Linked DNA regions of Homo sapiens: all the other regions are linked to region 6. The links are chromatin contacts, found by Hi-C or POLR2A ChIA-PET in ENCODE. All regions are on one chromosome and are shown on one strand. Each heading gives the region's core, a stretch centred on a gene start or an enhancer-like site at or near the end of the contact. The rest is flanking DNA. Distances are from core to core; before and after follow the strand shown. Region 1 holds the start of ADGRE5 (adhesion G protein-coupled receptor E5). Region 2 holds the start of LINC01841 (long intergenic non-protein coding RNA 1841). Region 3 holds the start of NDUFB7 (NADH:ubiquinone oxidoreductase subunit B7). Region 4 holds the start of SYCE2 (synaptonemal complex central element protein 2). Region 5 holds the start of DNASE2 (deoxyribonuclease 2, lysosomal). Region 6 holds the start of ZSWIM4 (zinc finger SWIM-type containing 4). Region 7 overlaps CACNA1A (calcium voltage-gated channel subunit alpha1 A).

Evidence for each region. Hi-C counts contacts between places; a loop is a spot of excess contacts on that map. ChIA-PET counts read pairs that join two places held with the same protein, here RNA polymerase II (POLR2A). Pooled maps may share reads with other maps.
Region 1: a loop to region 6 is called in a pooled map, with 4 times the contacts of the local background. The contact joins the promoter of ADGRE5 here to the promoter of ZSWIM4 in region 6. A Hi-C loop is called at or near these places in 5 of 50 pooled maps. POLR2A ChIA-PET finds 5 or more read pairs at or near these places in 2 of 52 experiments (CD8-positive, alpha-beta memory T cell and GM10248).
Region 2: a map with no recorded cell type shows a loop between it and region 6 (5-fold over the local background). The contact joins the promoter of LINC01841 here to the promoter of ZSWIM4 in region 6. A Hi-C loop is called at or near these places in 1 of 37 single-sample maps with no recorded cell type and 2 of 50 pooled maps. POLR2A ChIA-PET finds 5 or more read pairs at or near these places in 4 of 52 experiments (CD8-positive, alpha-beta memory T cell, WTC11, activated CD4-positive, alpha-beta T cell and 1 more).
Region 3: a pooled map shows a loop between it and region 6 (5-fold over the local background). The contact joins the promoter of NDUFB7 here to the promoter of ZSWIM4 in region 6. A Hi-C loop is called at or near these places in 3 of 50 pooled maps. POLR2A ChIA-PET finds 5 or more read pairs at or near these places in 2 of 52 experiments (GM12878 and activated CD4-positive, alpha-beta T cell).
Region 4: a pooled map shows a loop between it and region 6 (3-fold over the local background). The contact joins the promoter of SYCE2 here to the promoter of ZSWIM4 in region 6. A Hi-C loop is called at or near these places in 1 of 50 pooled maps. POLR2A ChIA-PET finds 5 or more read pairs at or near these places in 2 of 52 experiments (activated CD8-positive, alpha-beta memory T cell and activated T-cell).
Region 5: a loop to region 6 is called in a pooled map, with 7 times the contacts of the local background. The contact joins the promoter of DNASE2 here to the promoter of ZSWIM4 in region 6. A Hi-C loop is called at or near these places in 4 of 50 pooled maps. POLR2A ChIA-PET finds 5 or more read pairs at or near these places in 2 of 52 experiments (A673 and OCI-LY7).
Region 7: a loop to region 6 is called in a pooled map, with 4 times the contacts of the local background. The contact joins the enhancer-like site here to the promoter of ZSWIM4 in region 6. A Hi-C loop is called at or near these places in 6 of 50 pooled maps. POLR2A ChIA-PET finds 5 or more read pairs at or near these places in 2 of 52 experiments (GM10248 and H1).

What each region holds. Positions count from the first base shown.
Region 1 is chr19:14,379,993-14,383,165 of GRCh38, reverse strand. It overlaps ADGRE5 (adhesion G protein-coupled receptor E5), which reads right to left and starts at 1,722. Exons shown (of 20, transcript NM_078481.4): 1 at 1,621-1,722. The coding sequence starts at 1,642. RefSeq lists a silencer at 234-373.
Region 2 is chr19:14,362,529-14,366,052 of GRCh38, reverse strand. It overlaps LINC01841 (long intergenic non-protein coding RNA 1841), which reads left to right and starts at 2,063. Exons shown (of 4, transcript NR_134908.1): 1 at 2,063-2,181.
Region 3 is chr19:14,570,493-14,573,568 of GRCh38, reverse strand. NDUFB7 (NADH:ubiquinone oxidoreductase subunit B7) reads left to right here and starts at 1,503. Exons shown (of 3, transcript NM_004146.6): 1 at 1,503-1,680. The coding sequence starts at 1,569. RefSeq lists an enhancer at 1,282-1,571.
Region 4 is chr19:12,917,386-12,920,816 of GRCh38, reverse strand. It overlaps SYCE2 (synaptonemal complex central element protein 2), which reads left to right and starts at 1,524. Exons shown (of 6, transcript NM_001105578.2): 1 at 1,524-1,574; 2 at 2,480-2,595. The coding sequence starts at 1,560. MIR5695 (microRNA 5695) reads right to left here and starts at 497; the gene lies at 413-497. RefSeq lists an enhancer at 1,705-1,844.
Region 5 is chr19:12,880,092-12,883,147 of GRCh38, reverse strand. It overlaps DNASE2 (deoxyribonuclease 2, lysosomal), which reads left to right and starts at 1,699. Exons shown (of 6, transcript NM_001375.3): 1 at 1,699-1,858; 2 at 1,996-2,176; 3 at 2,268-2,346. The coding sequence starts at 1,773. RefSeq lists cis regulatory regions at 77-577, 1,317-1,877 and enhancers at 1,772-1,881, 1,541-2,168.
Region 6 is chr19:13,793,357-13,796,692 of GRCh38, reverse strand. It overlaps ZSWIM4 (zinc finger SWIM-type containing 4), which reads right to left and starts at 1,250. Exons shown (of 14, transcript NM_001367834.3): 1 at 892-1,250. The coding sequence starts at 1,044. RefSeq lists an enhancer at 587-656 and silencers at 897-1,106, 1,127-1,616.
Region 7 is chr19:13,259,864-13,262,529 of GRCh38, reverse strand. It overlaps CACNA1A (calcium voltage-gated channel subunit alpha1 A), which reads left to right. Exons shown (of 47, transcript NM_001127222.2): 26 at 920-1,080. Among named protein-coding and RNA genes, the nearest start is that of IER2, 110 kb to the right of the region's middle. RefSeq lists enhancers at 1,155-1,384, 593-1,792. Within about 2 kb of position 1,334, at least 7 of the 41 ENCODE cell types and tissues checked have a DNase peak (open chromatin) inside an H3K27ac peak, as active enhancers do.

The sequences.
Region 1 (3,173 bases), core at 473-2,972, 590 kb before region 6:
AGTGGTGCAAACACAGCTCACTGCAGCTTCAACCTCCTGGGCTCAAGGGATCCTCCCACCTCAGCCTCCTGAGCCACTAGGACTACAGGCGCACACCACCAAGCCCGACTAATTAAAAAAAATTTTTTTTGGCTGGGCGCGGTGGCTCATGCCTGTAATCCCAGCACTTTGGGAGGCGGAGGCGGGTGAATCACCTGAGGTCAGGAGTTTGAGACCAGCCTGGCCATCATGGTGAAACCCCGTCTCTACTAAAAATACAAACACAAAAACTAAAACAAAAAACTAGCCGGGCATGGTGGCAGGCACCTATAATCCCAGCTACTCGGGGTGGATGGGGGCGAGGCAGGAGAATCGCTTGAACCCAGGAGGCGGAGGTTGCAGTGAGCCGAGATTGCACCATTGCACTCCAGCCTGAGCGACAAGAGCGAGACTTTGTCTCAAAAAAAAAAAAAAAAATTTGTTTTTGGTAGAGACAACGTCTCGATGTGTTGCCCAGGCTAGTCTCCAGTCCCTGGGCTCAAGAGATCCACCTGCCTCGGCCTCTCAAAGTGCTGGGATTGCAGGTGTGAGCCACTGTGCCCAGCCAACACTTTTAAAATGCTGTTTACCTAATTCTTACTGTGAACCAGGAATAGTTTGTGTCCTAACTCACTCATCCCTTAAAACAATCTAAGACGGAGACGGGTTGTGCTCCATTTTATAGATGAGAAAAGTGAGGCGCAGAGGCTCTCTGACTTGGCCCTGGTGACACAGACAGCCAGGGCGTGGAACCCTTGGGAAGCCAGGTCTTGGCAACTGCCCCCAACAAGTGTGCCCCCAAGAAACCCAAGGTGGGCTCTTGTCTCTCACTCTCAAGCCAAGGCGGGGTGCTGAGCTGACACCTGCCACTTGGGGCTGGCCCAGGGAAGCTGTGTCCCTGTGGTCCAGGAAGTTCTGGTTTTTGCCCCAAATGTCATTTCTTCACTCTCTTTGTTGCCCCGTTGCTTAGGCAACGAGCTACCCTGATAACCGTTACAGTCACCTTGGGTGGGGCGGGAAAGGGAGTCCCAGGAAGTCACAACAAAAATCAAATTCAAACCCAGAACCAGGCAAAGTCCCTTCGATCCGCAGCTGAGCCCCAGCCAGGTCTGCGGGGAGCAAGAACTGGGGTCTCTGGGGGCTGCCCCTGCTGCTGAGACTGCGAGGGACAAATTGGGGGTACCTTGCAGTGGAGAAGTCCTGGCTTCTAGCTTCCCCACCCCCGCCCATGTCCTTCTATGCGTTATATTAAGCACAGCGGCTCTCAGGGTCCCAGCACTCACTTTTTGCCCCTTTCCTTCCCCCGTGCCTCAGTTTCCCCTCTTAGGGAGCAGATGCCAGACTGGCTCCAGTAGAAAGCTTGAGGATCCCTCCAGGCAGGGTAGCAGGCTCCAAGAGCACCCTGGAGTTCCTGCCGGGGTGTGGGGGTGCCCAAGCACCACCAGCCCCTCTCGCCGTGTGCCCGTGAGTGCCTGCTTGACCATGTGGCTTCCTCTATCGCAGGCCCCACAGACACCAGCGGCGCCTCCCGTTTCTCAGACGCAGCCAAGGGGTCCCGCTGGAGCTTCCTCGCCCCTCCCAGCGGGGCCCCAAAGTACTTACCGAGAAAGACGCGGCCTCCCATGGTTGGAGCTGCCGGCAGGAGCGGCAGGGGAAAGAGTGAGTGGGACAGGGCTGTCCCGTCTCCACAGGCTAGGCAGCTGTGCAGGCTGTCCCGAGGCCAGGACTTTATGAAGGAGGGGGGGCGGACAGCCGCTGGCCCAGGGCCCTCCCCGGAACTGGCGGTGCAGCTGGAAGCCAGCAGGAAAGTGCAATAAAAACACAGACCCAGGGGCGCTGCATACACACACACACACACACACACACACACACACACACACACGTGCACTCAGTAAGAATGAAGTGCAACCTGCTTTCAAAAACCCTCTGCTAGAGTTTCCACCATGTGGCTCTGACGAACCCTTTGGCCTCTGTGTTGGGGCTGGCTGCTCTGAGGGGAAGGTGTGGCAGCCGGGCGGGGCGGTCTTGCCTGGGGCCACTTGGCTCTTCCCTGGGCAGGCGCAAAGGGGTCTTGTCAGAAATAGCTCTGGACGCCCACGCTGGTGGGACTCGCCCTGTGCCCAGAGCTTTGGCATGCCAGAGTTGGCAGAGCCTGCGTCCCAGCTGGCAGAACGTTTCCCTGCCATTTTCCAGATGAGGAAACAGGTCGGGTGCAGAGGCTCGCACCTGTGATCTCAGCACTCTGGGAGGCCGAGGCAGGAGGATCGCTTGAGCTCAGGAGTTTGACACCAGCCTGGGCAACATGGCGAAACTCTTGTTTCTACAAAATAAATAAATAAATAATCCAGGCTGGTGGCAGACATCTGTAGTCCCAGCTACTACTACTCAGGAGGCTGAGGCGGGGAGAATCACCCGAGCTGGGGAGTTTGAGGCTGCAGTGAGCTATGATGGTGCCACTGCACTCCAGCTTGGGTGATAGAGTGAGATCCTGTGTCAAAAACAAAAAGAAAGAAAGAAAACTGAGGCATTACAGTGTCCACATAAAAGCCCAGGGAGGGAGAAGGGGCCCTCTTCCGATGCCAGGCAGGTGCCAAGAAGAGAAGCTTCACCGCACAGAGCAGACCTCCTGGATCTTTCTGATCTTTCTAAGCCAGTTTCCCCCTGTGGGAAACTTATATTTCAGAGGCCTCTTCGTTAATCAACAGAGAATCATGTGATAGGAGGGTTCTTTCCTTTCTGGATAAATCACATGATTAGCTTGTCTCTTGAGCTACCTCATAATTTTTTAAAACGCTATTTTTTGGCTGGGTGCGGTGGCTCACACCTGTAATCCCAGCACTTTGGGAGTCTGAGGTGGGTGGATCACCTGAGGTCGGGAGTTCGAGACTCAGCCTGACCAACATGGAGAAACCCTGTCTCTACTAAAAATACAAAATTAGCCGGGTGTGGCGGCACATGCCTGTAATCCCAGCTACTTGGGAGGCTGAGGCAGGAGGACTGATAGAACCCAGGAGGCGGAGGTTGTGGTGAGCTGAGATTGTGCCCTTGCACTCAAGCCTGGGCAACAAGAGTGAAACTGTCTAAAAACAAACAAACAAACGCTATATATATTTTTAAGAGATCTTACTCTGTCACCCAGGCTGGAGTGCAGTGGC
Region 2 (3,524 bases), core at 814-3,313, 570 kb before region 6:
GCTGACGCACGAGAATCGCTTGAACCCAGGAGGCGGAGGTTGGAGTGAGTAGAGATCATACCACTGCACTGCACTCCAGCCTGGGCAACAGAATGAGACTCCATCTCAAAAAAAAAATATATGTATATATATATACACATATATGAGAGAGACAAGGTCTCACTCTGTCACCCAGGCTGGAGTGCAGTGGCACAATCATAGCTCACTGCAGCATTGACCTCCTGAGCACAAGCAATCCTCCCACCTCAGCCTCCCGAGTAGCTGGGACTACAGGTGTGCACCACCACACCCAGCTAATGCTTGAATTTTTATAGAGATGGGGTCTTGCTATGTTGCCCAGACTGGTCTTGAACTCCTGGGCTCAAGTGATCCCTCTGTCTCAGCCTCCCAAAGTGCTGAGATTATGGGCGTGAGCCACTGCTCCTGGCATACATTGTCCTAGTCTATTGTTAGAAGCAAGTTATTGGGTCCAGCTCACACTCGAGGGATCACACAGAGTGCAGACATCAGGAGGTGGGAATCATGGAGGAGTCTTGGAGCCTGTCTGCCTCACCTCCTCTCCTCTAGTATTCCTAGTTTTTTTTTTTTTTTCGAGATGGAGTTTTGCTCTTGTTGCTTAGACTGGAGTGCAATGGCAGGATCTCGGCTCGCTACAACCTCTGCCTCCCAGGTCCAGGTGATCCTCCTGTCTCAGCCTCCCAAGTAGCTGGGATTACAGGAGCCCCCTGCCACACCTGGCTAATTTTTGTATTTTTAGTAGAGATGGGGTTTCACCATGTTGGTCAGGCTGGTCTTGAACTCATGACCTCAAATGATCTGCCTGTCTGGGCCTCCCAAAGTGCTGGGGTTACAGGCATGAGCCACCAAGCCTGGCCTCTTTGCTGATTTTCATCTGTAACTTTCACTGTAATAAACCATAACTGGGAGTAACACCACTTTTCTGGGATCTATCAATCTCAGCAAATTATTGACCCTGAGGGTGGTCTCAGGGACCCCCGACACAAGCCCCATTTCCCAGCCACCATCTTTTGCAATCTCCATTGCCCTAGTCACCGAATGGCATATTCTTATCCATTTGCTATTTCCTGCCTCTCTCCTCTGGATCAAAGGCTCTGGAAGGTCGAAAACTCATCTGTCTTTCCCATGAAAGGCTGTAGAACAAAATGGTCAGGGGTCAAGTCCTGGCCCTGTCACTTTTTCATTGTTGCTGAGTCAAGGTCTCAGCCAGGGTGGAGTGCAGCAGTGCAGTCATAGCTTACTGCAGCCTTGAACTCCCGGGCTCAAGCAATCCTCCCACCTCAGCCTCCCTTGTGGCTGGGACTACAGTCACATGCCACCACAGCCAGCTATTTTTTTTCTTTTAAGACAGGGTGTCGCTCTGTCACCCAGGCTGGAGTGCAGTGGCATGATCTCGGCTCACTGCAACGTCTGCCTCCCAGGTTCAACTGATTCTCCTGCCTCAGCCTCCCGAGTAGCTGGAATTACAGGCATGCGCCACCACGCCTGGCTAATTTTTTTTTGTATTTTTAGTAGAGACGGGGTTTCACCATGTTGGCCAGGCTGGTCTTGAACTTCTGACCTCAGGTGATCCGCCTGCCTCGGCCTCCCAAAGTGCTGGGATTACAGGCTTGAGCCACCAAGCCCGGCCCCACACCCAGCTAATTTTTATTTTTTGAGACGGAGTCTTGCTTTGTTGCCCAGGCTGGAGTGCAGTGGCACGATCTCAGCTCACTGCAATCTCCACCTCCCAAGTTCAAGCGATTCTCCTGCCTCAGCCTCCGCAGTAGCTGGGATTACAGGCATCCGCCACTACGCCAGCTAATTTTTTTGTATTTTTAGTAGAGACGAGGTTTCATCTTGTTGGCCAGGCTGGTCTTGAACTCCTGACCTCAAGTGATCCGTCAGTCTCAGCCTCCCAGAATGCCTGAAGGTTAGCTTTTAAGTGTTGGTTACTTTATCTCCTCAGTAGCTAGATCAGGGTCCAGGTGGTCAGGATTCAGTCAAAAGCAAGTGATTAAGGAGACTCCTCTGGGGACTTTGCGATGGAGAGGCAGGAGGGGCCACGAGCGGGGGTGGGGAAGAGAAGAGGGCACAGAGGCCAGCGGATGAGAGAGACACCAGGGAGCCTGGGATGCCTGCCCGAGGCTCTGGCCACGCCCATGCCCTGCCTGTCCCGCTAAGGTGAGCTGGTCCTTCTGTGATCACCCGGGGAGGAGGCCTACAGGAGCTGCAGAGCTGAGTAGAGAGGGAAGGCGCGGGGGAGGCCAAGTCCCACGGGTCTGGGCTTCTAGGAGGAAACGTGTGGGAGGTTGGGACGGGAGGCGTGGGGGCGGGGGACAGGCAGGGCAGCTGGAGCCGGGGCTGTAGTCGGGCGCCGGCCAAGCCCCAAAGAAAGCCTGTGTTGGGCAGCGTCCGGTCTGGCCTGGCCTGGGAGGATGCCTGCTTGCTGCTGGGGGGCCCTGGAGATGCCGACGTAGCTCTGTACCCCCGGGAGGAATGTGACCCCCTCCCCACCCCCAGCCTCCAAATTTTTCCACATAAGGCTTCAGGGGTGCTCATGCCGCATGAGTTCAGGACAAAGGAATCAAAAGCACATGGACTGGATTCCCTAGGGAGGAGAAATTCTGGAAATAAGACGAAGAGGAGGACAAAGGGGCCCGGGGGCGGGGTGAGGGTGCTGGGACGGAAGCGGGGGGCGGGGATTGGGAGGCAGCCGGAGAAGGTGCCTGGCTCTGAGTGGCCTTAGACTGGGGACACATCTCAGCTGGGGATGAAGGCCACTGTGGCCCCGGACCGCCAGGGCAACTCCTTGGACCTCTCTGAGCCTTGTTCCTTCCTTTTTTTTCTTTTTTCTTTTTTTTTTGAGACGGAGTCTTGCTCTGTCACCCAGGCTGGAGTGCAGTGGCGCGATCTCGGCTCACTGCAAGCTCTGCCTCCCAGGTTCACGCCATTCTCCTGCCTCAGCCTCCCGAGTAGCTGGGGCTACAGGCGCCCCCCACCACGCCCGGCTAATTTTTTGTATTTTTAGTAGAGACGGGGTTTCACCGTGTTAGCCAGGATGGTCTCAATCTCCTGACCTCGTGATCCGCCCGCCTCGGCCTCCCAAAGTGCTGGGATTACAGGCGGGAGCCACCGCGCCCGGCCACCTTGTTTCCTTTCTTTTGGCCCAGATTCTTGGGGCAAAATACTTGGAGTCCTCCATGTCTCTGTCTCTGTTTTATTTTGTTCTCTCTTTCTGTTTCCTTCTTTCTTCTCTTTCTTCGTTCTCTGTCTCTCCTTCCTTCCTTCCTTCCTTCCTTCCCTCTCTTTCTTTCTTCTCCTTCCTTCTTTCTTTCATCTATCTCTGTCTCTCCTCCCTTTCTTTCTCCTTCCTTCCTTCCCTCCCTCCCTCCATTTCTTCCTTCCTTCCTTCCTTCCTTCCCTCTTTCTTCTCCTTCCTTCTTTCTTTCTTTCCTCTATCTCTATCTCTCCTCCCTTTCTTTCTCCTTCCTCCCCTCCCTCCCTCCCTCCCTCCCTCCCTCCCT
Region 3 (3,076 bases), core at 254-2,753, 780 kb before region 6:
AAGCTGGTCACTAGACCAGCAACATCACATCACCTGGGAATTTTTATAGACAGGGTCTCACTCTGTTGCCTAGGCTGGAGTGCAGTGATGGGATCACGGCTCACTGCAGCCTGGAACTCCTGGGCTCAAGTTATCCTCCTGCCTCAGCCTCCCGAGTAGCTGGGACTACAAGCGTGCACCACCACACCCAGCTTTTTTTTTTTTTTTTTTTTTTGTAGAGATAGAGTCTCCCTATATTGCCCAGGCTGGTCTCAAACTCCTGAGTTCAGGCGATCCTCCCATCTCAGCTTCCCAAAGCTCTGAGATTACAGGTGTGAGCCACTGCCCTGGCCCATATTTTTTTTTTTCCATTAGACTGTTTTTCTGTTCCATTAGACTGTAAGCTTGAAAGACAGGAACCACGTCTGCCTTTCTGTCTGACCACTGGACCCAGCATACCATACAGTAGATGCCTAATACATGCTTTGTCAGACTGGGGAAAAATATATATTAGATATTAATATTAGATATTAATATATTTTAAAATTGTATAAAGATTGCATATATATATATAATTTATTTGAAATTTCAGCTTTAAATAATTGTTTTTGACCAGGCACAGTGGCTTACGCCCATAATCCCAACACTTTGAGAGGCTGAGGCGGGAGGATCCCTGGAGCCCAAGAGTTCAAGGTTGCAGTGAGCTATGATTGTGCCACTGTGCTCCAGCCTGGGCGACAGAATGAGACCCTATCTCAAAAAATAATAATATAATAATAACTGTATTTATGAATAACTTTTATTTAAATTAAATTTATCAAAATCTTTCTTGGACAGGCACTGTGGCTCATGCCCGTAATCCCAGCAATTTGGGAGGCTGAGGCGGGGGAATCACTTGAGGTCAGGGGTTCGAGACCAGCCTGGCCAACTGGCGAAACCCCGTCTCTACTAAAAATACAAAAATTAGCTGGGGGTGGTGGCGGGCGCCTGTAATCCCAGCTACTCAGGAGGCTGAGGCAAGAGAATTTGAGCCCAGGAGGTGGAGGCTGCAGTGAGCCGAGATCGCGCCAATACACTCCAGTCTGGGCGACAGGTACTGTGTCTCCAAAAACAAAAAATTCTTAAAGTGACTTTATGCAAAATTACATACATTAACGATATAATAGATATCGTGCCTTTTTTAAGAGAAATTTGAATGTTTTCAAAGAAAAAACTTTTTGGAAAATGATATGAAAAATAATTTTAATATGTGCTTTAGCCTCGGGCTACCAGAAGAGCCCCAGATAGGGTCGAGGGAGGCCTCAGTCCCACACCGTCCCCTTCTGCCCCGCCCAGATGGATTTCCAGGCTCAGGGAAGTCCCCTCTCGGGTCCAACCATATCCTGCGAAGAGACACAGCACCTGTCCCGCCTCCGCCTGTCCGCGAGGTGACGCCAGGCGGACCGGAGCGATCCTCTGGAGTCCTTCATCTCTATGATCTCCGCAGCTGCCTAAATGACCCGGAAGCTGTGTCTGACTGAGGGGTCAGTGGTTCCGGGTAGGAGCTAGGTGACCCTCGGCTGCTGCAGGGATCTGCAGCGACTGCAGCCATGGGGGCCCACCTGGTCCGGCGCTACCTGGGCGATGCCTCGGTGGAGCCCGACCCCCTGCAGATGCCAACCTTCCCGCCAGACTACGGCTTCCCCGAACGCAAGGAGCGCGGTGAGGCCCAGTGCGCAGGCGCAGCCAGAGGGCGTGGGGCGCGGGTGCCTGAACACCTGGCACCCCAGGGCTGGCACCCCAGGGCTGGGCTCTAACCTCAGGTGTTGTATCTGGGTTTGGGTCTAGACTAGGAGTCCACAGGACGTGCATGACCCCACCTCAGTGTGGAGGCGTTCCAGCCCAAGGGCACGGCTTGAGCAAAAGCCAGGGAGCAAAAGTGAGGCGACAAGTGGGGGTTCGGGCAGGAATGCGACGCGCAGAGCTGGGTCGAGTCTTTTTTTTTTTTCTTTTGAGACGGAGTCTCGCTTTTTCTTTCAGGCTGGAGTGCAGTGGCTTGGTCTCGATTCACTGGCAGCCTCCACCTCCCGGGTTCAAGCGATTCTCCTGCCTCAGCCTCGCGAGTAGCTGTGATTACAGATGTGTACCACCATGCCCAGCTACTTTTTTGTATTGTTAGTAGAGACGGGGTTTCTCCTTGTTGGCCAGGCTGCTCTTGAACTCCTGACCTCAAGTGATCCGCCCGCCTCGGCCTCCCCAAGTGCTGGGATCGCAGAAGTCAGTCACCACGCCCGGCCTCGGGCCAAGTCTTGGGGGACGTGGGGAGTCATGGGAGGGCAGGGACACGTTCATTGTACCCCCTTCCTGATGTCACTGCAATTGTGGGGTATGCACAAGGAAATAAGGAAGATTCGAGCTGCAAATACTGTCCTGCAAAGTGCTTTGTTTTGCTTTGAGACGGGATCTTGCTCTGTTGCCCAGGCTGAGTGTAGTGGCACAATCACAGCTCATTGCATCCTCGACCTCCTGGGCTCAAATGATCCTCCCGCCTCAGCCTCCCGAGTAGCTGGGACTACAGGAGCGCCCCAGGATGCCAGACTGATTTTTTATTTTTTGTAGAGTTGGGGGTCTTGCTGTGTTGCCCAGGCTGGTCTCAAACTCCTGGGCTCAAACGATCCTTCTGCCCAGCCTCCCAAAGTGCTGGGATTGAAGATGTGAGCCACTACGCCCAGGATGGTTTTTTGGTTCGTGTGTTTGTTTTTGCTTTTAATGTAGTAATATCACAGGCATACCGAGCACCAGCTCTGGGCCACGTCCCACATTAGGCACCGCGGATACAGCAGGGAACTGGAGGGATGCAGGCACTGTCTCCAGAGAACTCAGCACAGTGGGAAAGATTGTGGAATCAGGCAGAGCTGGGGGTGTCAAAGCAGGCTTCCAAGAGGCAGTGGCTGGAAACAAAGACGTGAAGGGTGGCCGGTCGTGGTGGCTCATGCCTGTAATCCCAGCACTTTGGGAGGCTAAGGCGGGCAGATCACCTGGGGTCAGGAGTTTGAGACCAGCCTGGCCAACATGGTGAAACACCATCTCTACTAAAAATATAAAAATTGAGGCCGGG
Region 4 (3,431 bases), core at 275-2,774, 880 kb after region 6:
GCCTGATTAATGAAAAGTGTCTTATGCTTAGGTTCAGCAAAGTTTGAACACCCAGGTAGAAATTTGATTGGACAAAAAGGGTTTGTCGTGGTTCATACTTGTAATCCTGACACTTTGGGAGGCTGAGGCGGGTGGATCACTTGAGGCCAGGAGTTTGAGACCAGCCTGAGCAACATGGAAAAACCCCATCTCTACTAAAAATACAAAAATTAGCTGGGCATGGTGCATCTGTAATCCCAGCTACTTGGTTGGCTGAGAATCGCTTGAACCTGGGAGGCCAAGGTTGCAGCGAGTTGAGATCTTGCCACTGCACTCCAGTGTTGCCTGGACAACAGAGCAAGACAAAAAAAAAAAAAAAAAAAAAAAGCCGGGGGGGTCGTCTAATACTAATAGGCTGAGTGGGGAAACCCAGCAAGGCCTATCTGTCTAGATTCTTCTTGGAGTCTCAGGAATGCATGCTCAGAGAGGCCAAGAAGAATCTAGATAGATAGGCCTTGTGTGGGGCAGAAACTTCTTTGAAACGGGGGTCTTATGACCTACAGTCAATAGGGTAGATCAGATAATTTCTTCTTTTTTTGAGACAGCACTTTGGGAGACCAAGACGGGAGGACGGCTTGAGCCCAGGAGTTGGGGATCAGCCTGGGCTCAGCACAGTGAGATCTCATTTCTACAGGAAAAAAAAATATAATTATGTGTGTGTGTGTGTGTGTGTGTGTGTGTATATATACATACAATCTTTTTTTTTTTTTTGAGACGGAGCTTTACTCTGTCACCCCGGCTGGAGTGCAGTGGCATGATCTCAGCTCACTGCAACCTCTGCGTCCTGGGTTTAAGCAATTCTCCTGCCCCAGCCTCCCGAGTAGCTGGGACTATAGGCGCCCGCCACCACGCCCGGCTATTTTTTGTATTTTTAGTAGAGACAGTTTCACCATGTTGGCTAGGCTGGTCTCGAACTCATGACCTCAGGTGATCCACCCGCCTCGGCCTCCCAAAGTGCTGGGATTACAGGCGTGAGCCACCGCGCCCGGCCAGAAAAATATTTTTAAATTAGAAGGGCCTGGTGAATGACACTGCTACTCAGGAGGCCGAGGCAGGAGGATCGCTTGAACCTGGGAGGTCGAGGCTACAGTGAGCTGTGATCGCACCACTGCACTCCAGCCTGGGCGACAGACCAAGATCTTGTCTCAAAAAAAAAAAAAAATTGTTATGGAGTATATTTTCCAAGGCAGAGTGGATGAAGTTAGAAGCACCGAATAAATACAGGACTCTGAGATCCGTATAACCTGGGCGCCCCGTGGAACCCAGGAGCCTCACAGGGGCACACAAGCGCACCCAGAGCGCGCCGTCCTGCTCCCAAGGGGCGCCGACTGCGCGCGCAGCCCGCGGACCGCGAAACTGCTGCTTAACGGTCGGCCCCGCCCAGTTGGCCGCGCAAGTTCTCAAAGAGGGCGGGGCCGGGAGCACGCGTCACAACACACTCGTCCGCGGGAGCGCAGCTGGCCAGGGGCGGGGTCGGCGCATGCGCAGAGGGTGCGAGCTTGAAGGCGGGAAAATACGGAATGGAGCGACAGGGAGTACGCGGCGCTTGTTTCCTTCTCGCGCGTGGGGCGGGCGGACAGATAGGCAGGGAACGGCTGCGATCCCAGCCATCTCCAGCGGACCCGAGCCCGGCCGCTTGTCCTTTGCCATTGGGGCTCCCTCTCATCAGGCCTGGCCTCAAATTTCCTGACTGACTGAACCCGGCCCTGACTGACGCACTGACGGGTCTGATTTCCACACATGGCGCGTGGCCGGAACGGAGTAGAGAAAGGCACAAACACCCACGCACCGCACCCGTTTCTTTCATTTCTTTTTTTTTTTTTTTTTGAGACGAAGTATCACTCTGTCGCCCAGTCTGGAGTGCAGTGGCGTGATCTCGGCTCACTGCAACCTCTGCCTCCCGGGTTCAAGTGATTCTCCTTCCTCAGCCTCCCGAGTAGCTGGGATTACAGGCACGCACCACCACGTCAGCTAATTTTTGTATTTTTAGTAGAGACGGGGTTTCACCATATTGCTCAGGCTGTTCTCGCACTCCTGACCTCGTGATCCGCCCGCCTCCGCCTCCCAAAGTGCTGGGATTACAGGCGTGAGCCACCGCGCCCGGCCTCATCTCTTTTCTCCTACCTCTTCTCCTTTCTCGAAGGACTCCAGCCAACACACATACCAGTTAGGAGCCCAGGTCCTCCAGTTACATTCCCACAGCCCTGCCCTCACCCGGCCCCTCTAGGTCTGGTGTCCTGGTGTCCCCTAGGGACAGAGTGTCCTTTCACCCCATGCCCCTGCCCTCATGGCACCTGCCCCAGCCCTGCCCGTCTTTCCTGCGGGTCCCCACCGTCCCGCAGCAGCACATCGAGGTGACCAGGGTTGAAGGGTCGGCAGGAGGGCGATCTGTTCACTCCTCATCCTCCCTCCTTGGCCTCCGTCCTGACTGTGCTTGCAGGTGGACGTGCCCCATGTGAAATGCAAAGACCAGGAACCGCAGCCCTTGGGGGAGAGCAAGGAGCATCCGCGGTGGGAAGAGAACTGCGAGGAGGAAGCTGGTGGAGGGCCAGCTAGGTGAGGAAGATCCCAGCCCTATGGGTCTACACAGGCCCCTGGGTCCCTCTCATTCACCCTTTTCTTCCACAAGGCTATGCCAGTGTCTGCTGCTTTTTTTTTCCCTCCTAACACAGCGTCTTGCTTTGTCACCACGCAGTGGCATGATCACGGCTCACTGCAACCTCCACCTCCCAGACTCAAGTGATCCTCCCACCTCAGCCTCCGAAATGGCTGGGACTAGAGGCGGGCCAGAATGTCGGGCCAATTTATTAAAAAATATTGGCCAGGTGCAGTGGTTCACACCTGTAATCCCAACACTTTGGGAGGCCAAGGCGGGTGGATCACCTAAGGTCGGGAGTTTGAGACCAGCCTGACAAACATGGAGAAACCCCGTCTCTACTAAAAATACAAAATTAGCTGGGCATAGTGGCACATGCCTGTAATCCCAGCTACTCAGGAGGCTGAGGCAGGAGAATCGCTTGAACCCAGGAGGTGGAGGTTGCAGTGAGCTGAGATGGCGCCATTGCACTCCAGCCTGGGCAAAAAGACCGAAACGCTGTCTCAAAAAAAAAAAAAAAAAGCCAGGAATGGTGGCTTATGCCTGTAATCCTAGCACTTTGGGAGGCCGAGGGGGGTGGATCAAAAGGTCAAGAGATGGAGACCATCCTGGCTAACATGATGAAACCCCGTCTCTACTAAAAATACAGAAGTTAGCTGGGTGTTGTGGTGCACGCCTGTAGTCCCAGCTACTCGGGAGGCTAAGGCAGGAGAATCGCTTGAACCCCAGAGGCAGAGGTTGTAGTGAGCCGAGATCATGCCACTGCATGCCAGCCTGGTGACAGAGTGAGACTCCG
Region 5 (3,056 bases), core at 450-2,949, 910 kb after region 6:
CCATCTCTACCAAAAATGGTGAAACCCAGTCTCTACCAAAAATACAAAAATTAGCTGGGCATGTGGCGCATGCCTGTAATCCCAGCTACTCAGGAAGCTGAGGCAGGAGGATTGCTTGAACCTAGGAGGCGGATGTTGCAGTGAGCTGAGATCACACCACTGGACTCCAGCCTGGGCGACAGAGTGAGACAACGTGTCAAAAAAAAAAAAAAAGTTAGCTTGACCCCACTCCAGGAATGACCAAGCAAGGGCAGTTTGGAGATTAAAGGCAAGATGGAGTTGGTTAGGTCAGAGCTCTTTCACTGACATAATTTTCTGTCATAATTTTTGCAAAGGCAGTTTCAAGCCAGTACTCAGATTCCCATAGCCCTTTGCCCTGCCATGATCCTTTGAGGCTGAGGTGGGAGAATCACTTGAACCCCGGAGTTCCAGAGCAGCCTGGGCAACATAGTGAGACCCTCATCTCTGCAATGAACAATTATCTGGGTGTGGTGGCACAGGCCTGTAGTACCAGCTACCTGGGAAGATCTCTTGAGCCCAGTAGGTTGAGGCTGCAGTGAACTGTGATGGAGTCACTGCATTCTAGCCTGGGTGAGAAACCATTATCCTGTCTCAAAACGACAAAAAACAAACATACAGTCACCTCTTTGCTAGCTCAGGGGATCCTGGAGAAAACGTGCAGAATGAAAAAGGAGAGTCTGGGTGGCGTGGATTACATGCCTGTAATCCCAGCACTTTGGGAGGCAAGACAGGTGGATCCCTTGAGCTCAGGAGTTCAGCCTGAGCCACATGGTGAAACCGTGTTTCAAAAAAAAAACTACAAAAATTAGCTGGGCATAGTGGCATGTGCCCGTGATCCCAGCTACTCGGGAGGCTGAGGTGAGAGGATCACTTGAGCTGGGGAGGCAGAGGTTGCAGTGAGCCAAGATTGCGCCACTGCACTCCGGCCTGGGCAACAGAGCGAGATATTGTCCGGGAAAAAAAAAAAAAAAAAAGGAAGGAAAAAAAAAAAGAAAGAAAAAGGGGAAGATACACTGGAACACAAATGCTTCTTAAGGGGCGCAGTGGCTCACTTCTGCAATCTTGGCACTTTCGGGGGCCGAGGCTGGTGGATCACGAGGTCAGGAGTTCGAGACCAGCCTAGTCAACATGGAAAAACCCCGTCTCTACTAAAACTACAAAAATTAGCCGGGCGTGGTGTCGGGCGCCTGTAATCCCAGCTACTCGGGAGGCTGAGGCAGGATAATCGCTTTAATCAGGAAGGCGGAGGTTGCAGTGAACCGAGATCGTGCCATTGCACTCCAGCCTGGGCGACAAGAGTGAAACTCCGTCTCAAAAAAAAAAAAAAAAAAAAAAAAAAAAAAAGAGGAAGAACAAAGGTCCCAAGAGTTGGACCCAGGTTGTAGGGCTGGAATAAAAAATAAAATACAAACTTGTGCCTGATCCAGAAACCCGGGCGGGAGTTGGGTCAGACAGAAGAGCGTGGGCTGGGATTAGCTACCACGAAAAGGAACGGTGGCCAGGCTCCAGGAGACGCTGGAGCGCCGGGCCCGTCGTGGGCGTGGTCTGGGCAGACTCAGCGTTGCCTTTTGCCTCTCCAAAACGCAGCATCGCGTCTCGGGGGAGGAGTCTGTACCCTCGTGATGTCCCCGCCCCGGTTCCCAGGCAAGTTTAGGGAAGTGAAAGGCGCCAGGTGCCAGTCCTGGCCTCTGATGTAACCCAGCGCCCCGCAGTCCCGACACAGATTCCTGGATCTCAGCCCCATAGCAGCTATGATCCCGCTGCTGCTGGCAGCGCTGCTGTGCGTCCCCGCCGGGGCCCTGACCTGCTACGGGGACTCCGGGCAGCCTGTAGACTGGTGAGTGCGCAGCGGGGGGCCTACCATCGCCCCGGGGTCCGGCTGCGGTCACTCAACCGGGATGGCTACCTCCTCGGGGAACCCTGGGGTGCCTTCTCTTCCCTCTCTCCTATTTCTGTGCATTCTCCGACCTCCAGGTTCGTGGTCTACAAGCTGCCAGCTCTTAGAGGGTCCGGGGAGGCGGCGCAGAGAGGGCTGCAGTACAAGTATCTGGACGAGAGCTCCGGAGGCTGGCGGGACGGCAGGGCACTCATCAACAGCCCGGAGGGGGCCGTGGGCCGAAGCCTGCAGCCGCTGTACCGGAGCAACACCAGCCAGGTGAAGGGGGCCCCGGGCCAACTAGGGGCGAAACTCTAGGGCTGCCCTGCCTGGGAGGAATTTCACGTTGCCTCCGTTTATCCGCCCGCAGCTCGCCTTCCTGCTCTACAATGACCAACCGCCTCAACCCAGCAAGGCTCAGGACTCTTCCATGCGTGGGCACACGAAGGGTGAGGCCTGGATTGGGGGCTGGGGAGAGACTCGGGTCCCATTTTTCCAAGGTAACCCCTGACGTGCATGGGGTGGTCGGGGAGATCTGCACTGTCAGACCCTGGGCATCTATTCCCCCCAACTTTTTTTTTTCTTTGTTTTTGAGACGGTGGGAGTTCGCTCTGTCACCCAAGCTGGAGTGCAGTGGCACAATCTTGGCTCACTGCAATCTCTGCCTCTGGGGTTGAAGCAATTCTCCTGTCTCAGCCTCCCAAGTAGCTGGTATTAAAGGCGCACCATCACACCAGGCTAATTTTCATATTTTTAGTACAGACGAGGTTTCACCATGTTGGCCAGGCTGGTCTCGAACTCCTGGTTTCTACCTCAAGTGATCTACCCGCCTTGGCCTCCCAAAGTGCTGGGATTACAGGAATGAGCCACCCTGCCCAGCCGAGTTCCTATGCATTTTTCCAAGCTAACCCCTGACCTCCATAGTGGGGTGGGAGATCTCCCCTGTCAGACCTTGGGCATCTATTTCCCCTATTTTATTTTCTTTTAGACAAGGTCTCACCCAGTCACCTAGGCTGGAGTGCAGTATCACAGCTCACTGCAGCCTTGACCTCCCAGGGCTCAGGTGATCCTCCTACCTCAGCCTCCCAAGTACTGGGCCTGCCGGTACCCCCCACCACGCCTGGCTTTTTTTTTTTTTTTTTTTTTTTGCGGCACTCTC
Region 6 (3,336 bases), core at 1-2,500:
ACAGAAGAGAGCTTCTAGGTGCACCTGTCCAGGGACCACCACCCAGGCTCCGCCCCTGCTGTTTTCCTATGGGAAGAGATAGGATAGGTCAGGGGGATGAGGTGGGGAGGAGGAGGGACCCTGGCATTTCAGTAATCCCTGCGGCAAGCCAGGAGAAGACGGGCAGCCCCGAAAGAGGAATCTGGAGGAGTAGAGAGGGGTCCCCAAGGAACAGGTGGAATCTGGAGGCTCGAGGGCAGGAATGAATGGGGAAAAAAGGGGTGTCTTGAGCTGGAATCTGGAGAGATGGGGGAGTTATTTACTTGGGGTGTACGGTAGGGATCTGGAGAGCAGGAATGGGGTAGTGTGAGTCTCTAGAGGCTACGATGGAGGGAGACAGGGTGTCCCCAAGCGGGGGGCCGAAGAGAGGATTGAAGACTGAATGGGGTGCCCTGATTGGCGAATAAAGATGCGGTAGGAAAAGAGGGGTACCGTTGGGGGATAAGGTGGGAAAAGAGGGGTACCGTTGGGGGATAAGGTGGGAAAAGAGGGGTACCGTTGGGGGATAAGGCGGGAAAAGAGGGGTGCCCAGGGTTGTAGGCGGGCCATGGGGGCCAGATCTCAGAGATCTGGGGTTGGTAGGAGAAGAAGGAAGTGTCCTGATTTGGGATCTGGGGCGCTGAGGGGCAGAGATGGCAGAGAAGGGATGGGGGTGGGTTACTGGGTTTGAAGGACAGAAACAGGAGGATGAGGGGGTGTTTCCAGGCAGGGTTAAGGGTCCTGGGGGTGGAATCTCAGGGGGTGTCTCTGATTGGGTTAGCTCTGGAGTCTGGGGATTGTGGGGGAGGAGAAGACAGGTGGGGAAGGTGCTGGGGGTGCGTCCCTGCCCCCGCCCCCTTCCCCCGCGGTCACCTGCTCGAAGGCCCAGCTCTCGGCTACCCGCTTGGCGCTGAGGTCCAGCAGCGCCTCGGGCCGGCCCCGGCCACGCGCGGCCCCGGCCCCGGCATCGCGCTCCTCGGGTCCCGCGGGGCAGCCCCGGCTCCGCTTGGCCGCGGGGGGTTCCATCCGGCCCGGCCGGGGCCAGGGCCGGGGCGGGGCCTCTTTGGGGGGCTCGGTCCGATGCCCGCTCCGCTTCGCCGGCTCCCGCGCCCCCTGCCCTCCTTCCCGTCCGTCCTCTGCGCTCGGCCGCCCCGGGACCCCTACCGCACCCACCCCCGACCCGCGCCGGGCCGGCAGGGTGATGCGGCCCCTTTAAGACTCTTCACAACAATGAAGCTGCTTCAGCCGCCGCTTTAGCTCCGCCGTCGTCCCGCCCCCACCGCCTGTCCCTATTGGCCCCCCCTCGGCCTCCTCGGCCCTCCCCCGCCATTGGCTGCGCCGCCAGACCCGTGTCCAAGCCTCGCTGCTCACTCGATGACTGCGATGCCAGTCTTTTCTTGTTTACCCAACCAGAGCGCACAGCGAGGGGCGCTGTCAATCACGGGGCGCCAGAGGCCAATCAGAGTGGGAGGACCCCCGCGGCCCAGGCCTTATGCGGAGTTTCGGGGCGGGCCCGGGGTTCATTCACAACATTCCTCCCCCGCCTCTCTTGGGCTGGACTGCGCGCCCCAGGCTTCTGGGGCTGCGCCCACACACGGCTTTGTTTACTGAGGGTCGCTTCCGGGCGCCGCGAGGGGACAATCAACATAGCCCGGCCGGTGAGCGAGACAGAGCAGCGGGATCCCTTGGCAGTGGCTCAGCCCCTCGTCCCTCCCAGCTGTGCGACCCGAGAAACTCACTCAACCTCTCTGGGCACCGGGTCAAGTTTTGGTTCTTGTGGGGGCGGAGGGGTCGCAGGCTCACTGAGGGAGCTCATGCGGGCCGCGGACCCCCTCTCCAGAAACAAAGCTCGGTTAGGGGGTTCATAGGTCATCCCTTGAGCCTCAAAACTAGTATAGTACCCCGCCCCTCCTTTCCATGCCCTAGATACTATCTTGGGTCATATGAAATTGCTAATTTTTTTTTACCATTTTTGGCCTGTTAAAATGGCAATTCCATGAGGTTCACCCTAACACTTAATCAAACCCCAGCACCTCTGAGCATTTTTTCTGACTCAGCTTGTGTAGGCCACCGTCTCTGGCCTGGAAGCTGGCCATGGCTTCCATCACCCGTTCCCGTCCCGGCTCCTTGCCAATGTCCTCAGAGGACCCTGCATTTTTCCTTCCTCATACTTCTCACCATTACCATTTATTTATCTGTTTCGGCGGTTTTTTTTTTTTTTTTTTTTTTTTTTTTTACGGAGTTTCACTCTTGTCGTCCAGGCTGGGGTGCAGTGGTGCGATCTCGGCTCACTGCAACCTGCGCCTCCCGGGGTCAAGTGATTCTCCTGCCTCAGCCTCCCGAATAGCTGAAATTATAGGCGCCCACCACCACGCCCGGCTAATTTTTGTATTTTTGGTAGAGACGGAGTTTTGCCATGTTGGCCAGGCTGGTCTTGAACTCCTGACCTCAAGTGATCCACCTTTGGTAGTTGCTTAATTTCAATCTCTCCCTCTCCACTGTGAGCCTCAGGAGGCAGGAGTTTGTCCCATCTGTGCTTTACTGTACCGGCAGCACCTGGAAGGTAGGCGCTTAACCTAGAACTTGTTGAATGTACCAACCAACACATGCTTTGCCTCCATTCAGTTAAATGATAGGCACAGCAGAAAAAAAAAAAAAACAGTGATTATCCACTCATCCATATGGAAGCCCTAGCTTTTTCTTGGAGAAACTTCGAGTCTCACAGCTGCACCCTCTGGCCAGTCTTCACCCACTCTCCCTGCCACCCCCTCAATTAGTTAAACTCCCCTGCAGACCTGCACTGTCCAGTATGGTCACCAATGGCCACAAGTGGTCTCTGAGCCCTTGAAATGGGACTGGCTGAAATTAGGTTGTGCTGGAAAGGTAAAATACAGAGTGGATTTTGGAGACATAGCAGGAAGGGAACAAGGAAAAATATTTCTTTTTTTTTTTTTGAGATGGAGTGATCTCAGCTCACTGCAACCTCTGCCTCCCAGGTTCACGTGATTATTCTGCCTCAGCCTCCCAAGTAGCTGGGGCTACAGGCACCCACCGCCACGCCTGACTAACTTTTGCATTTTTAGTAGAGACGGGGTTTCACCATATTGGCAGGCTGGTCTCAAACTCCTGACCTTATGATCTGCCTGCCTTGGCCTCCCAAAGTGCTGGGATTCCAGGCGTGAGCCACCACGCCCGGCCTAAAATATTTCATTAAGAATGTTTTCCATCCTGGCTAACACAGTGAAACCCCTTCTCTACTAAAAATACAAAAAATTAGCCGGGCATGGTGGCAGGCGCCTATAGTCCCAGCTACTAGGG
Region 7 (2,666 bases), core at 85-2,584, 530 kb after region 6:
GCAGTTTTTCTTTAGATGAAGTGTCTTGGGGTTAAGATCCTTTTTCCTAATTCGCATGAAGGCATCATATGGATTTAAAAGGGTATAACCGTGATCTGGGAAGCAGGAACTAGATTTCTTGTTCCATAAAATTTTGACTTTTCATCTACCTATTCTAGGCTCTAGTATCTCCCATTCCAAAATAGCATGAACCAGCATTTCCCAAAAGCCTGTCATTCAAAAACATATATATATATTAAGGGAAATAAAATCCAGTCATTAGAGCACCCACTTTCACTCTATGCTTCACCTGGGGGTCCCCAGTATTATCTCTTATGTAATATGTTTCTTTAAATCAAGTCACACCCGTAATCCCTGCATTTTGAAAGACCAAGGCAGGAGTGTTGCTTGAGCCCAGGAGAATGAGACCAGCCTGGGCAACATAGTTAGACTCTGTCTCTACTAAAAATTAAAGACAGAAAACAGATACTGTTATGGAAATCTAACCAAATATGGCTGCCTGCCTAAGGCTTTGTGCATTGACAACTGCTCTTTCTTGGTTAAAGAGGGAAAATGTCAATGGTAGGTGTTAACATGGTAGCAACTAAGTAAAAATTTCTCCTTCACTCAAAAGGATTGAGAGAGTTGGAAAGGAAGTAACTTTGTTACCTTGTTTTTCTGTGTTGGGCTCCTGTATCACTTAAAAGCATCTCTGGTATCCCATCTGGGAGTTTTAGATCCATAGAATGCCAGGATTGAGTCCAACTCCTCCAACGCTTATTTCTGAAAGCTGGGGGGACCTTACCCTAGTGACTTGACTTATGACCTTGCCTGTAAAATGGGAATGATCATGGCAGTATTTTGGTATGATGGGCCACTGGAGGCAGAAGGTTGGGCAGGTCCCCAGCCCCTCATGCTCTCTGTCAACTCCACCCCACAGGCTGTGTTTGACTGTGTGGTGAACTCACTTAAAAACGTCTTCAACATCCTCATCGTCTACATGCTATTCATGTTCATCTTCGCCGTGGTGGCTGTGCAGCTCTTCAAGGGGAAATTCTTCCACTGCACTGACGAGTCCAAAGAGTTTGAGAAAGATTGTCGGTGGGTCTCCACTTTCCAGCACATTCCCATTGGAACCAGCAGGTGGGCAGGGGGGAAGTGGCTAGAGGCATTGGCCACTTGGGCTCAGAGACTGGAGAAGTGATGAGCCTTGGAAGTGACTCAGTTGCAACCAGCTTGGATCTTGGGTAGAAAGAAAACCGGTTTTAGAATTTGAGTCACCACCCAGAGCCACAGAATGAGTCATAAGCAAATTGATTGACCTTTCAGCCACCGCCTTTGTCATGTGAGGGATATTAATACACATCCACAGTTCCTTACTTGAAATCGTTACAGGCAGATGTGTTTCAAAGTTGAGAATATTTTGAGATTCCCATGTGGGACATGACACCCTCAGCTGGGTCTAAGGCAGCCCTATAATCAAACACAATATTTCTGCCATAAAATGTGTAACTATTTACATCAAATGGGGTAAATAACAAGTATAAAGAGCTTCATGTCCAATCAGATCAGGTTTCATTACCAAATAAGTTAGGTAAGAGGCCAGGTGCAGTGGCTCACACCTGTAATTCCAACACTTTGGGAGGCTGAGGTGGGAGGATCACTTGAGGCCAGGAGTTGGAGACCAGGTTGGGCAACATAATGAGAGCCCATCCTACAAAATAAATTTTAAAAGTTAGCGGGGCATGGTAGCACACACCTGTAGTCCCAGCTACCCGGGAGGCTGAGGCGGGAGGATTGTTTAAACACAGGAGTTCAAGGCTGCAATGCACTATGATGGTACCACTGCACTCCAGCCTGCGTGACAGAGTGAGACCCTGCCTCTCAAAAATATATACATATAGGCCGGGCGCAGTGGCTCATGCTTATAATCTCAGCACTTTAGGAGGCCGAGGCGGGCGGATCATGAGGTCAGGAGATCGAGACCATCCTGGCTAACACGGTGAAACCCTGTCTCTACTAAAAATACAAAAACCTAGCTGGGCATGGTGGCAGACGCCTGTAGTCCCAGCTACTTGGGAGGCTGAGACAGGAGAATGGCGTGAACCCGGGAGGCGGAGCTTGCAGTGAGCCCAGATTGGGCCACTGTACTCCAGTCTGGGCAACAGAGCCAGACTCCATCTCAAACAAACAAACAAACAAACAACAACAACAAAAATATATATATATATATATGTATATATATATATGTACACGCACACACACATATGTATTATATGTGTGTGTGTATATATATGTATGTGTATATATAGTGATATTGTTACCAGTGTAAAGTGGCATTTTGCAACACATGGTAGCCTGTTGTTATCTTGATGGCTATTTATTGAAATTAGGAGGATGCCAGATGTCTGGATAGGAGTCTGGAACTAACCCTTGTTTCCTGCCTTGAAAAGGAGTAGCAACCTCCCTTAGCCTGATGAACCTCTAAATGTCCCCTATGTCTCTCTGCCTCCTCCTAAACTCCCTCCACCCCACCCCCAGCAAGCCTGAGGCTCTCACCCTGAGGACTAGAAGTTATCACGTTGGAAGAGGGTGCTGGACCCTGGGTCAGCTCTCCCACCAGGAGTAAGGTTGTGCCATCACCCATGGATTTATCTCAAAGTAGATGCACACGTCATCCCCTATGA